Linked DNA regions of Homo sapiens: region 1 is linked to region 2. The links are chromatin loops, found by intact Hi-C in ENCODE. Cell type or tissue: endothelial cell of umbilical vein. All regions are shown on one strand.

Region 1 (8,000 bases), 120 kb before region 2:
GATCTTGAAAACTGCTGATCCATCCATTCAGTAATCTATCTTGTCAAGATCCCTCATCTGTGCAAGCATCACCCTAATAGAGCATATGGAAAGGTACAGGGACACAGGTGAGTGCACGCAGTGATGTCCCCTGAGAGAAGAGACTTCCTGGGGTGAAGTCATTTTGGAGGTTTTGTTGTGCTGAGGGGCTGGTCCTCAGCTGGACAGCCTTAAAAATCCTAATTCGGTCAGTTCCACAGGTGGGTTCAACATTGTTAAAAACAAAGAAACAAACTCCCAACAAATTCTTAAAACTAATGCAAAAAGTCATCGTGCCAATCTCTTACTTTACCATTATCTGTGTGATAAGAACTGGAATCCAATTATCAGCATGGCCACATCTGCTTTGTCTCCACGCAGGCCTAGATGGAAACCAGTTTATTACCAGAGAGCCTGATGGCTAAATTTACTGCTTTTTCTTGACACCATCTGTGTAGGCACTGCCAATGTTTTCAAAAGAGTCTCCTATGATTTTTTAGCTGATCTTTCATTCTGCTTAATACATAATTTCTTCAGCAATATTACTACCTTTAATTGGGTTATACTTATGTTTCACTGACTTGGGAATTATTCTTTTTGGGTGACTTTGCTTAATTCTTTTTTTTTTTTTCCTAGATGGAGTCTAGCTCTGTCACCTAGGCTGGAGTGCAGTGGCGCGATCTCGGCTCACTGCAACCTCCGCCTCCCGGGTTCAAGCGATTCTCCTGCCTCAGCCTCCGAATAGCTGGGATTACAGGCGCCTGCCACCATGCCCAGATAATTTTTGTATTTTTAGAGACATGATTTCACTGTGTTGGCCAGGCTGGTCTCGAACTCCTGACCTTGTGATCTGCCCGCCGTGGCCTCCCAAAGTACTGGGATTACAGGTGTGAGCCACCGCGTATGGCTTTTTTTTTTTTTTTTTGAACCTTCACCTCCTGGGTTCAAACGATTCTCCTGCCACAGCCTCCCGAGTAGCTGGGACTACAGGTACGCACCACTATGCCCATTTTTTTTTTTAATGTATTTTTAGTAAAGACAGGGTTTCACCACGTTGGCCAGTCTGGTCTCAAACTCCTGGCCTCAGGTGATCTACCTGCCTCGGCCTCTGAAAGTGCTGGGATTACAGGCATGCCCTGCCCATTTTCCTTAATTCTTAATGTAATTAGCCATGACCAATCCAACCTATATTCTTATCCATCTAACTCTGTAAAAGAGTGGCTGAAGGTTGTTTTCTTTCTTTTTCTTTTTTTTACTATACCCTTTTAAAAATTTATCTTTTATATCCCCATGTAGCCTATTGGAAGTTATTTTCAACCAAAATATGACATTTCCTTCCCCAAATGGGGAGGATACGAATCACTCATTCAGCATATTTAGAAAAAGAGAAAATATATTTTAGGCAAATTCTTTACTTTGGATGACATTTAACATGAATAATAATTTACCTTGTTGAGGAGGGAGGTAATATTTAAAACATGGATTTTTCTTAACTATGGAACAAGAAGCTGGCATAACCTTCACCGTTTTACCTTTTCAAATTAACAGTTATGTTGTACCTGGATTTAGTATATTTTGTTCTGTAGTGGCCATATATTAATTTTTTTTCTTTTCATTAGAAATTGTAGACTTAATCTGCAAAAATTTTTGTTTTTCGTTTACTTTAGAAATCTTGAACTTTTGTTTTTTTGAGCATAATGATTTTGATAAACATTTCATTATTATCTGAATATCTGACAAGCTCTCCATTAACATTCCAAATAGTACAATAGCTGACTTCAATTTGACAAAAAAAGATAAGTGTTCTCTGGCCTCCAGTGTTATTGATGTGTTTTGAATAAGAAATGCCAACCACGCTTGAATGGCTTAGTAAAGATGAAGAAAATGTGAAAAAAGATAGATTGCCAGTGATGATTTTATAATAAGTGACAATTTTATTAGAAAGAATGCCCTCACAGAAATATTTCATCAGGTAAAACGGAATATTTATATTAAAACAAATATCCATAACAGAAAGTAGCCACAAAAATACAGAAGAGGCGGTGGCTCACGCCTGTAATCCCAGCACTTTGGGAGGCCGAGGCGGGCAGATCACGAGGTCAGGAGATAGAGATCATCCTGGCTAACATGGTGAAACCCCATCTCTACTAAAAAATACAAAAAATTAGCTGGGTGTGGTGGCGGGCACCTGTAGTCCCAGCTACTCGGGAGGCTGAGGCAGGAGAATGGCGTAAACCCAGGAGGCTGAGCTTGCGGTGAGTGGAGATTGTGCCACTGCACTCCAGCCTGGGCAACAGAGCGAGACTCAGTCTCAAAAAAAAAAAAAAAAAATACAGAAGACATGGGCATGCTTGAGGAAGCAGAAATAATTAATTTCATTTTAAATTACTATACTTTTCAAAATTGAAATAATTTAATGCTATTATCTATTTTTCAAATATATGTGTTTATATTATGGTTTTTTTTCCAGACTCTACTTATGTTCCAACATCTTGGTGGGTTTCACTGATCCTGTTTAGGTCTTAAATAGAACTGGGAAAGAAGAAGGAACCATGTGCTAGTCATTCTGCCTCTTATGCTACCTCCCTTGTCACAGTTTTTCATCACCACAGTCCTCTGAACAGGTTGTATCCTTCCCACTCATAGATGTGAAAATCAGGCTCAGCGAGATGACGTCCTTGCCAAAGGTCACAGTATTAGTAACTTTGGCAAAATTGGTGTCAGAAGCTCAATCTTCTAGTTTAGTAACTCATTCCACACCATGGATTGTACTTCTTAAACTATATAACAACATGCACTTGGAGAGTTATAATTCTTACCTTCTAATGTAGAATTTTTGCTAGGATCCTTTTACTGTATTAGAAGAGCATTACAGTTTATTTCAAACCTGATGAATGTTTGAACTTAACTATTTTTGATCCATTAACTCTAGAAACCACCATCCCAAACTCCATGGTTTGGATCTAATAACAACTTTGGGTTTCATACATGGCTTTACATACACAGACACACACAGACACACACACACACACACACACACACACACACACACAGAGTCTTAAGACTCTGACCTGGAGACATCGGAAGTAAAAGCCCAGATTTAAGTCATTTTTGGTGGTTGGTAAATCCTCAGGTGTAGAAGCTCATTACAAGGCTCTGTGTGTGTGTGTGTGTGTGTGTGTGTGTGTAATCATTGATTAGAGAGAAGGTATCTCTGACTTAACAAATTAAATATGACAATTAGGCTATGAAGAGCATCAACTCACTTGAGGCAAACTGTAGTGTTCTGGGAATTAAAAAAAGGGAAAACTTACAAGAGATTAATCATCAGCATTTATGTATCATCCATCATAAGCTAAACAAAGAATTTTGGTTGTATAAATCAATGGGACTTGGCTGAATTCCTGGCCTAATTAATAAGCCATCCACATAAGCAGCTTAAATATATTGCAAATAAATTACAATATATTATTTTCTCATATTTTTCTAGATGTGCCAAAGCAAATGTCCTTCATATCAATTCTTTCATTTAAAGATCTGACACTGAGTTTCTCTCTCTTTTTGTTATTGTAGTGTCCCCCTGAACAGTAGCCATTGTTTCTGGACCTCCATTTTTAAACCTTTTCTTTCTCTTCCTGAAGATAAAGAGCAATGCTAATAGTTCTGGTGAGAGAGCTTTCTCTTTCATGACTCCTCTTGTCTACTTCTACATGCCTTCACTTCCTTCTTAGAACTATAACTCAAAAAATGCCTCACTCGAAAAATAATACCATTTGTTGTAGAGCAAACATATTGGGAAGAAAGTTATGCAATGTATAACGGTTGGGCAGGAAGCTGAGATGAGAATGCAAGATGAGAAAAGACAAGGTAAGACTGAGGGCAGTACCCAAGACCAGGCATAAGATGAGCCAGACCCAGAGAGAACCTGGAAGCTGGATATAGGGAGAAAAACATGAGACCTAGGCGGCAGACCTGGCTCCCTGCTTACCTGTGCCGTACCAGGCAATTAATTAACCTCTCAGCACTAATTTTTAATCTGTATAAAATGAGAACTATACTCTGCCTCAAAGGAGGTTTACAAGTATTTGAATGTGCTTGGTAACTTGTGACTGGCTAATACGGAGCTGGAGGAGCAGAAGCAAGCAGCCAGGAATTGAGCAGGACTCAGGATCCTGACGACCAGGACCCAGCAGTAGTTGTCTTTGGGCCTGAAGCAAAGGTTAAGGCTGCCTCACCTGGAGGGCTGCACTAGACAGGGAATATTCTTTAAGAGGAGGATGTGGCTGAGATAAATGATGGGCATCAGGTCTCCTTGTAACCTCTGATTTTCCATGCTTGGGCACATGCCTGTCCCTGACACTCAGTTTAAGGGTGTCAACTTGTGTTTGTTCCTGCCTCCAGAAGGAAGGCATTTCTGGAGCCAATTAAAGGGAGTAAATGGTTGTCACTGGGAAATCTAAAGTGTCACTGGAAGACGCAATTTTCAGGATTTAAGCCAGACAATGTTCCCTAAAATAACTTAGGGTTCTAAAATGAGATGATGGAAGGCTTCAAAGACAACTTTACAGAACTTCTAAAGTTAATTCTACTAGGTTAGATATCTTAGCATCAGAGGTAAGTGAAAAAGAAAATGTATAGATAAACTTCAGCATCTCTTCCCCAATTCCTTTTAAGAGATGGGAGCCATCTCTTCCCCAATTTCATAACAACCGGTGTGGCCTGGCTGCATATTTATGTTTCCTAATCCTCCATAGCACACCCTCCAGGCCTGACCAATCAGAGCGCTGCATCCCGCTGACCTCAGTGATTGCTATGGGGATGAGCATGTAACTCACAGTGGGCAAATTCAGAGTCCTCAGGTTTATGACATCTCTAATCCACATGGTCTTAGGGATACCTGCAGCCATTTCAAATCCTGTCTGATCTGAGGCAAAGCAGTGGAAAGCAGAGCCAAAGTCAAGGAGGAAAGAGAACAGAGTTCTGATGATGTTGTTTAAATTCCTGGATTTAACAGGAGATTTATCTTTTATGATCTTCTCACTTACATTTTTCTGTCACTTGATGCTGAAAATGTTCTGGCTTATACAGTTTCCAAAGCGTTGAGCCCCAAATATTTCTTATTATATTACATAAATTATAATTTAGTGAAGCAAAAGTAAAAGAAATATTTTAGACTACAAATAATTTGCAGGATTCCATATCATGTGTAGCCCCTGCTGAAGTGTTTGCTTTAGAAATAATAGTTAAGTTTGTCCTATGAAACCTTTCCGTGAAAACTTTTCTCATAGGTCTTTGTCTTTATGATTAAATGCAATTGGTTAGGAAAGAAAGTTTCTAGTGACTTTAAATAATAGGCCTCAGATGATCTTAGGAGGTACGTCATAGTAAATTAGAAAAGTGTGCAGATAGCTTTTCTTGGATGCACCTTTCGACAATTGAAGATTGCTTAAATGTCAACTGTGAAGACATGTATTGTTTCATGTACCTGGGAGAGCAGCTATACTGACATGCTCAAATTTCCAAATGATTATCCTGCCTAAGAATAGTAACAATAAATATGTTACAAAAACAATAAATAAATTGCTTGTAACCTCAGAAAAACTTTGTAGAGGTCTTTAGTCATTATTCGGGTTGTAAAATTAACTTATTATGTGAAGATGTGAAAGAAGACTAACGTTCTCAGAACATGAAACCATAGTAACTTGTTAATTATAAATTCATTGTCTTCTTTTTCATCATAATGATTCATTTTATAAATGAGATGAATAAAAGTCCAAAAAACTCATTTGGATTAGTGGTTTGCTCTTAGTTAAAAAATTTCAATTTATAACTGCTTTCTTGGGAAAAATGTTGAAATACCCAAAGTTTTGGACAAATATCTAATGATCACTCTTTGTATTAGTTATGAAATATGGGGAATAGCTTAACTATGACAACAGGTAAAAAATTGGCCTAGTTTTTAATGATTGAAAATATTTTTTACATTATTTTATTTGATTTTCTGGTTAGGTAATCCTAAACTAAAATAGAATGGTGAAAAATCTGTCTCATCCTTTTCCCCCATATGCCTAGTACTTTCCCTACATTCTTCTTCCCACTTCTCCTCTTACATAGGCAACCATCTTTTTAGTTTTTTAATGTAAACTCTATCCTTTCAGAGTTTCTTTATGCATCTATAAAAATGTGTACCTAGAATCTTAATGTTCTTTCATTTTTCACATGTTTGAAAACTTACTACATGGTTTGTTCTCTTGCTTTGTATTCCTTGTATATCTTCTTCTTCTTCTTTTTTTTTTTGAGATGGAGTCTCACTCTGTTGCCCAGGCTGGAGTGCAGTAGTGTGATCTCGGCTCACTGCAACCTCCACCTACCAGGTTCAAGCAATTCTCCTGCCTCAGCCTCCCAGGTGGCTGGGATTACAGCTGTGTGCCACCATGTCTGGCTAATTTTGGTAGTTTTAGTAGAAACGAGGTTTTACTATGTTGACCAGTCTGGTCTTGAACTCCTGACCTCAAGTGATCTGCCTGCCTTGGCCTCCCAAAGTGCTGGGATTACAGGCATGAGCCACTGCACCCGGCCTGCATATTTTCTGATAATTCAGAATTCTTTTTTTCCTTCTAGTGGTTGCTTTCATGAATATAATTGTGTATTATACCCTTTGTCTTACAGTATCGATCCTACTAAGAGAAATGATAAAATTAGCATTTTATCTTCTTCCATGCACCCTCCTTCTTCCACCATTTGATATTAGAAAATAAAATCATTTTAGTATTTACTCTTATATTCTTAAATATACGTATGTTTCTATTAATTGATTTGTCAGCTTCAAATATTTTTATTCCCAGCTGACAGGTAGGACAATCAGAATATTTATTTACTTTCTACCTCTTTCCTTAATGCCCTTCCTGTTTTGATGGGTTGTATCATTTCAATAACTTCAGAGCATGTAATATTTACATTCTGATTGTTCACTGTTATCCCCACTTTTATTCAGTGTCAGTTCTAAGAGAAATATATTTCAGTCCTCATTTATGGTCTCTTTGCTGCAGTTTTCCTGACTTCGCTTGCGTAAAGTTTGTATTTTAATATTTTCCTCAAGAAGGCTTGTGGAACCAACATTCCTGAGTTCTTGTATACACAACCTTCACACTTGAATAACAGCTTGGCAAGATATAAAATTCTTAGCCCATGCTTTGGTTTTTGTGAACCCTGTAGGTATTGCTTTACTGTCCTCTAGTATTATAAGACATTGAGGAGTTATATGAATACAGCCTGAATTATTTTCCCCAAGAAATTATTTAAAGTTCTTGCTAGACTTCACCATTTTTTTTAACATCCTTTAAACAGGAATAGACCATATTGTTGAGCATTCTAATTTATTTTTTTCTGAATAATGTGTCCTTTTATTATAATATATAGATTATCTATGCATATATATAATAAATATATATTTATATAAATTATATGTTTCAGAGCTGTTTTATGATTGATATCTTTATATATTTGTTCTATTCCATTGTATTTGTTTTATTCTCTCAGGATTCCAGTTACATGTATGATGGATCTCTTTTGCTTATCTTCTGTATCTAATATTTTCTCATTCTTTTAAATTTTGTTTTCATTTCATGTTGCTTACTCTTCTTTTTGGCCTAAATATGTCAATATCTCTTACTGTATTTTTCACAGGATTTCTCTCTTTTTCGATTTTATTTTCATTTAGATGATAGTTTTTAATTATTTTTTATTTTCCTAAGAGAATTTTACTCTGTCATGCAGGCCGGAGTGCAGTGGCATGATCTTGGCTCACTGCAACCTCTGCCTCTTGGGTTCAAGTGATTCTCCTGCCTCGACCTCCTGAGCAGCTGTGATTACAGGTGTGTGCCACCCTGCCCAGCTAATTTTTGTATTTTTGTAAGAGACGGGTTTTCGCCACATTGGCCAGGCTGGTCTCGAACTCCTGGCTTCAAGAGATCTGCCTCACT
Region 2 (8,000 bases):
ATTTTGGGCAATTTCTTCAGATTTTTCTTTTCTTTTTTTCTTTTTTTGACATGGGGTCTCTCTGTCACCCATGCTGGAGTGCAGTGGCATGAACAAGGCTCACTGCAGCCTCAACTTCCTGGGCTCAAGTGATCCTCCCACCTCAGCCCCCCAAGTAGCAGGGACTACAGGCACACACTACCATGCCTGGCTTTTTTGTGTATATATATGTGTGTATATATATATGTGTATATATATATATATATATATATATATATATATATATATATATATATTTTTTTTTTTTTTTTTTTTTTTTTATAGAGAAAGGGTTTCACCATATTGTCCAGGCTAATCTTGAACTGCTGAGCTGAAGTGATCTGCCTGCTTTGGCCTCCCAAAGTGCTGGGTTTATGGGCATGACTCATGGCTCCCAGCCTCTTCATATTTTTCTTATTAGCTAATTCTCTTTCTGTTCTTACCTTGTACATTGAATATGTAATTTCAATGGTTCTTTTTTAATTAAAAAAATTCTTTTTACTTCCTTTTCCTGAATGGTCCTTTAAAAAAATAGAATATCTTTTATTGGTCATGTTTTGACCAATAATTTTTTCTATTTATTTAAAATTTAAACATTGTTATAACTTATTAGGTAATTACAATACCTGAAAAAAGAAAAAAAAGTAACTAATGAGAAAAATCAGAAACATAGCAACAGATATTCATAAACAAATGAGGGTGTGGTTCTATTAGTTTTTGTCTAGTGACTCTTACTAGTGATGACTTGATTAACTATGTGTTTTATAATTTTGAATTGTAAGCTCATATTTGACTAGATTTATCTGTAAGAATTTTAAGAGGTGTGTTTCAGGATTCATTCCTCCAAAGAAATTTGCTTTCCTTATTCTAGGTAACCTTGGATGCCACTAACCCAAGATCATTTTAAGTTTTGCTGTTTCTCAGACAAAGCTGGTAGTTTAAGTTTAATCAAACTCATAGATGGCAGTTCCATTGTTAAAATCTATCAAAGAATGCTTTTATTTTGTTTTTCCTCTCCTAGAGACTAAGCTGAGAGAGAACATTTTTTCAGGTATCTCTTGGCCACACTTAACGCTTTCTTGTCCACAAATTGACTACATGGGTAGCCTTTTATGGTTTCTATCTTTCTGGGAGGACCTTGGTTTCAAGTCTTCATACTGTACAGACCCAAACCCTTATTTTCTGTTTCCTATATACTGATTATAATACAAGGCTGTAGATTACTATGTTTGATAAATGTCCTTACAATTCTAATTTTTTTGTCCCTGTTCATTTTGGACTTCATTTTATATAGGTTCAGTTATGCATTCAAAATAATATTTATTGGAATTTTTCCAATATTTGAAAATTATTTTTGGTCTGGAAGTTTTAAGAGTACCTTAGTCTGCGATATTGTTCAGAAATTAAGATATTTTCTAAATTATTTTCTTGTCAGTGAAAACATAATGTACTTTTATTATCAATAAAACAGTATTTTGTTTTTAAATATTCTTGATGAATTTAATCCACTTTTTCTTGAAGCCATATTTTTGATCCCTATGATTTCTTGTTCTCACCTGAATTGATTTCTTCCTAGCCCTTCTTCACAGATGCTAACTTGGGATTTTGTTTATGATTTTCCATTGCTATGTTTCTGATTTTTCTCATTAATTACTTTTTTTTCTTTTTTCAGGTATATTAACTCATGTAATTATTTTTAACGAGTATTTGAATGGTATGCTTTCTGAATTTGGTGTTCTGAATGTGTCATCATTTATCTTTGTCATTGAGTGATGGCTTACTGGCTAAAGAATTAAAATTATTTTCTTTACCATTTGTTACATGGTGCCAATGTATTAGTCATTCTTACATTGCTATAAAGAAATATCTGAGACTGGGTAACTTATAAAGAAAAGAGGTTTAATTGGCTCATGGTTCTGCAGGCTGTAAAGGAAGCATAGCTGCTTCTGGGGAGGCCTCAGGAAACTTTCAATCTTGGCGGAAGGTGAAGGAGAAGCAGGCACATCTTACATGACCACAGCAGGAGGATGGTGCTAAACCACTAGAAATCACCCCCATGATCCAATCACCTCCCACCAGGCCCCACCTCTAGAACTGGGGCTTATATTTTAACATGAGATTTGAGTGGGCACAGATCCAAACTACATCAGCCAATATAACCTTAATACGAAAACCAATAAACCTAGTGACACAAATACTTAGAACAATTTTGCTTATAAATAAGGATGTAGTTTCTAAACAAAAGGAACACCAGCAATGCATAAAAACAATGATTACAAATGATTTGGGAAATAATTGTCACTAAAATCTATTGAATAATTACACTATAATGAAAAGGAAAAAAATCAAGTAATATTATCAATAATAATAAGAACTAATAATTATTAAGCAATTATTATGTGCCAGATAACTGTTTTAATTTCTTTACTTGTATTAACTCATTCAGTGCATGAACACTATGAGGAGATGTTATTATTATGCTCATTTTATACATGAAGAAACAGACAAAAATTGTAACTTGTAAAAAATCACATAATTCTTTCAGTGAAAGAATAAGGATTCAAACCCAGGTAGTCTAGATTTAGAGTATATGTTATATTACATTTTGGCAATAGTAGATACTAAATTCATTCTATACATTTTTGTCACCATTCCTAATAAAATATTAGGTAAACAGGAATGAAGGAACTACTTGTTCTAATAGAGATAATTTACCTGACTGTAGAGTTAAAGCAAAATAAATGGAAACTATGAGAAATGAGGGACATACAAATTGGATCATTTTTTACTGTATTTTTATGACTATTTTCTCAATTTTCCCTTGCAGAACTTATATTGAATTTTTTTGTAAACTAACAAAGAAAAATGATTTGAATTCTCTATGTTAACAGAAGTAACTTTTTGATACTTCCTAAGGATGAAGATTATCTTGGTCAAGGATTTAAATAATAAGCTATTTTATCTAGTTTATTATTCAAAATTTTATTTTATGAAACATTTAATGAAATGATTAAGGATTTTTTTCTAGTAAGTGACCGAATTAGTATACCTTGAGGTCTTAAATATCAATGTGTGATAGAAGTTACATAGTGAAAGCAAAGGGCAAATGAATTGTAGTATTGAAACAAGATTCTTAGACATATACTTAAGTAGAATAGTTCTCATTCTTTATTTACTTTGCAATGTTATTGGTAAGCTGGTCAATGTGAGGTCTTGACATTTCATGTCATATTTAGAAAATCATCTGTATAGCCTCAAGGACTTAGGTATCTTGATTCATAAAATAATAATTATAGAGTACTTGCTATCTATGGAGATTTTTGGCTGCAATATTTCTTTGAAAGCAGAACATAGATGTTTGTTGACTGTTTCATTAAAGAAATATCAGGTAACAGTTTATTACATGAATATAGCTAAGATTACAAATGAAGGCACAGTGAGGGTAAAATTGGTACTTTCAGGGCAAAGATTCACTTATTTCTGACAACTCTGGTAAATGCTTATAGGAATGAAGTTTTAATTTCACAAAGCTGTCTGCTAGCTAAAGACATTACATTCAGATTGAATTCTGGAAATATCTTGTCTGAGAAAGGAAAATGGAAGCCTCACTTGATTTACCCTCTTATAATTTGCAAATCAGAAGCCATTTTCTATAACATTTTGCAAAGGTCCTTTTTACGTACACATTATAACTGACTACTAGATAGCATCAGTGTCATTTGTATAGACATAGTAATTTTACATTGGAAGACTAATTGTTAATAATAGTTCCCATTTTTAAGAATTAGCTTTAAATCTGGAGAATGTCTCTGTTTCTCAGTTTTCTCAACTGTTGAACAGGAGTATTGCCTATCTCACAGGCATCTTGTAAGAATTTAAAAAGGTAATATGTAATAGGTACTGAGAACATTGTCTGAAACATCAGAAATATTCAACAAATATTGGATGTTATTACCAATCTTTGAATGTCTCTACCTTAAAACTCATAGTAACAGGCAAGTTTTCTTGCAAGAAGAAATAAAACTACATCTGGGTTTTCAAACAAACAAGAAGAAATATTGTTTATAAGTATATTTTCTATAGCAGCTTGCAGATAGCAAGAGCTGTTATGGTGCTCATACTTAAGGTCTGTGCTTGTTTCAAAGAAAGCTCGCCATGTGTTAGGAGCTTGGCAGACGACTCAGTTCTGATTCCTTTTATGTCCACTCTCTCTCATTTCTCTTCTAAAATGCACAAGCCGCAAACCATCAGTTTCTCTCTTGTCCCTCTCTCCCTTTCTCCTTCTCTCTCTCATAAACACACACACACAAATCTATTCCCTTTTCCTTCAAAAAACACACACACACACAAGTGCATTTACACTAGTTTCATTTTATTTATTTTTTAATCCCCAAAGGATTCATAGAGCAGGCTGTGTGCAGCTGCCGTATTTTCCACTGGTTAAATTGGCAGTTACCTACTGTGTGGAGTTGCTAGGAGAAGGTGAATAAGCATGCTTACAGCATCAGTTGATGTACATATTCTTGCAATAACAACCTGTGGAGCTGTGTTCTTCTGTATGGCTTTAGATGTTATTTTCTCTTTGTTATCATTAATATTTGTTGCATTTATTGTTAGATGATGATACATTTTTAAGTGTTAGTTTCAGATCAATTTAGAGAAAAAAACCTTGGCATTTAAACAGGCACTTTTTTTTCTCATGGTGGTGCTGCTGATACTGGCTCCTACCATCTGTTTCCTTATTACATCCTGCCCTTGTTCTGTTGGTAGAGAGGAATTCAGCTTCTTCTGGAGCGCGAAAGTCATTCACGTTTCTCTTGTGCATAATAGAGCTCGTAAACTGTAGGAATTCTGATGTGCTTCAGTGCACAGAACAGTAACAGATGAGCTGCTTTTGGGGAGAGCTTGAGTACTCAGTCGGTCAGTAGTACAGTAGCAGGCTCACATGTACGGATTGTTCTTGTGAGGTCAGAGCATCTGTTTATACTGCTGTCTGCTTAGGGGGGTGGTGAGGTGGTGAGCAGTGGATATATGCCTGTCAAAGTCAATAGCAAATCTGTCAGAGTCTTCCCTCAGCTTTGTACATCAGCACTGTTTTGATAGATAAGAGAGGCTACTGTATAAGTGTGTAAGATTTGTAATGGACTGAGGAATGCTTGTTCTAGCTGCTGAAACTGACTGTAACTGTATTGTCTTAGGAGCATCATCATGGGGTCTAGTGCCACAGAGATTGAAGAATTGGAAAACACCACTTTTAAGTATCTTACAGGAGAACAGACTGAAAAAATGTGGCAGCGCCTGAAAGGAATGTGAGTATGCTCTTTGCTTTTTATTTCCCCCCAAAAGATTTGACTATTAACGTGACTAATTGTTGGTGCTATCCGCCTTTGTGGGCTAGTTTCCTTTAGAAAGATTTTCTCTCGAAAAATAAAATGTGCCTACCTCAGCTAACAACTTGTTGAAAGACGAATGATTTTTTGTACTTGCACATGTTATTAAAGTAAGGTAACTTCTGGAGAAGTCACTTTACTGTCATATTACATGGTTTCTTTTACGCATTCTGTATGTGCTGTTTAGATATGTGGTTCAGATATGCAGAAAGGTAACTAAGAAAGCCATTTGCCGGGATACTGCCACAAATAAAATTTCCCTCAGGTAAGCAGAGAGAGAAATAAGACTGATACTTCTTTCTCTGTGATTAGATTTGGAAAAGCAATGAGATGATTAATATGATAATAAATAATTATACTTTATTGTGCTTCTTTTTGCTTAAATGATATTTCTATAAGAAAAAATGTTTACGTGATAAAAATATTAACAGCATATCAAACTTATTGGAGAGTTTTGGCTTTAAATTAACCAGTTCACAGTTCACTTCTCCTGAGAGTACAGAATAGTCCATAGTACATAATAGCCCTTAGTAAAATGGGTCAAGAATTATGCATTATGTCAAACATGGGATGTAATTACCTAAGTCAGACGTTAATTGCAATGCTATTCAGCTTGATATTTACACCCTTACATTTTTTTTAGCTGTGTGTGCTACTAGTTCCTGTTTAGTGTTTCAGCACCACACTGTTTGTATGCTTTATCTTAATTGTCATAATTTAAAAATCAGATTTAACATTTGGATAAAAATGAGAAATATGAATATGAATTTTACAGGCCGTTGTAATTGCTTAGTATATTTGCAGATCTCAAATGAAAATATTAATATATTTGCTTTTCTATAATAACAGCTGAAAGAATCCTACACTATGCAAAATAGAGATTTTCTAAGATTTATATCTCTAATGCTGTATTTACACACTATTTTTAAAAATTCAGTACCTGAGTAAATTTGATGTCCCTGTTTGATATTTTTTTAAAGAAAATTACATCAAACTTTGTTTAGAGGTAAAAATTCCTTCTGCTTTCCTCCATTTGATTGTATTTAATGATGTTTGTGTATTTAAATATTGTTCTTTGTATATTTTCTTACTTCTTGAAGTAATACATGGCTTTACAGTGCATTAGTGTAAGAGCACAATAATGCAAAGAACATATAGCAGAGAATAACTTTCAAAAAGGAAGCCATCTTTACATTATTTGGATGAGCTAGAAATCTGTTTCTAAGATCCATTGAAGATTTAGAAATTACAGCTTTTTGGTGAGGTTGTTCTCTAGCGGAACAAGTAATCCTATCAAAGCAAATAACAGCTCTCAAAATTAATTAGCATAGATGCAAATTAAACATTAGCAGTCAGCAGATGATTTGTGTTTTAGCCTAATGAGTGGATGAACATCAGTACCGGGAAAATTATGTCTCTCATTACAACCTATTTTAGATTTTCTTCTCCTTAGAAGGATGTTTTGCTTATTTTGTTTTGTTTGCATTTTTCTAGTTTCCTGTAGTTACTTGAATGTATGAAGATGTATGCTGGTGGATTTATGCATATGTCTTTAAGAAATTTGAAAAGTGATTTTGTGTTTATTTGATACTTTAGGGCAAAGTTACTGACTCACTGTATCAGTTGGTCTCAGAGATCAATCTGTCATTTTATTTCAGAAAAGGGTGATAGAGTCATCCAACAGTAGATCTTCATGAATTGATAGAAGGATATATGAAAATATGTACATGCAAAATTAATTTTGAGTTGTGTTTATTTAGAGCCACTAAATAATCATTAACCAAGTTTCTTTCTTTCTTTCTTTTAAAAATCATTATCTAACTGACTAAAATGACTGCTTTTTCATTGAATAAAGAAGAAATTGCATTTTGGTACTATCACTTTAACTTGTACTTTGACTTAGTACATTTTCAGTGTTCAAGGCTTAGAATTGTCAAAGCGAGAAACTCTAAATCTAAAATCTGCATGACTAATGACAACCAAATTGTTTAATTATGGTCTTTTGTATAGTTTGCATTCAGAGCAGTGATATGAGGGACTCCCTATTCCATTGCTGATATTGTCTTGTCTATTTAAAATGCAATATTGATTCAAACAGAATTTTAGCTTATCAAAATTGCTGGTACTAGAATTCTACACTTAAGTTTTGGCAATTAAAATCATGCTACTCATTAAACCTATCAAACAATTGTGCAATAGTTTTCTTATTTTTGCTAAAATAGACTAAAGACCTTTAGATATTTGTTTAGAAAGTGATTTTTAAAATCTTGTACTTTATAAATATATTGACTTATTTTGGCATAATATACTGTTTTTAATTGAGCTTCCAGTATGTAAATTTTAAGGTTAAATAAAAATAGAGACAAAGGTGAAAGTAAAATAATGTTTATTCAATTATGCCTTAAATGTAGAAATCATGAACCATTACAGGTAGATATTTAGAGAAAATATCTTATAGGGATTGTTATATGACATAACATTTTAGAGAGTCTTTTGAGTCCATAGAAATAATTTTTAAATTTTGGAACACGTGGAAAACATTGGTAACTAAATTAAAATATCAATGCTGTCTACCATTTTTGTTTTCTTTTA

What was found. Hi-C counts contacts between places; a loop is a spot of excess contacts. Peaks named below come from ENCODE experiments on the same cell type or tissue, not always from the same donor. Only the 100,000 strongest peaks of a DNase experiment are listed, where the experiment ranks them.
Region 1: it touches region 2 in a loop (2.3-fold over the local background); 4 of 110 quality-filtered maps call a loop at or near these places.

Annotation. Positions count from the first base shown.
Region 1 is chr2:182,639,335-182,647,334 of GRCh38, reverse strand. LOC124907914 (a long non-coding RNA gene) reads left to right here and starts at 2,453. Exons shown (of 2, transcript XR_007087328.1): 1 at 2,453-3,684. It also overlaps a transcript of PDE1A not described here. In endothelial cell of umbilical vein, no CTCF peak of the experiment used is centred here; a DNase peak (open chromatin) is centred at 4,814.
Region 2 is chr2:182,519,603-182,527,602 of GRCh38, reverse strand. It overlaps a transcript of PDE1A not described here. Among named protein-coding and RNA genes, the nearest start is that of PDE1A, 97 kb to the right of the region's middle. In endothelial cell of umbilical vein, no CTCF peak of the experiment used is centred here; a DNase peak (open chromatin) is centred at 4,762; H3K4me3 peaks cover 524 bases; H3K27ac peaks cover 602 bases.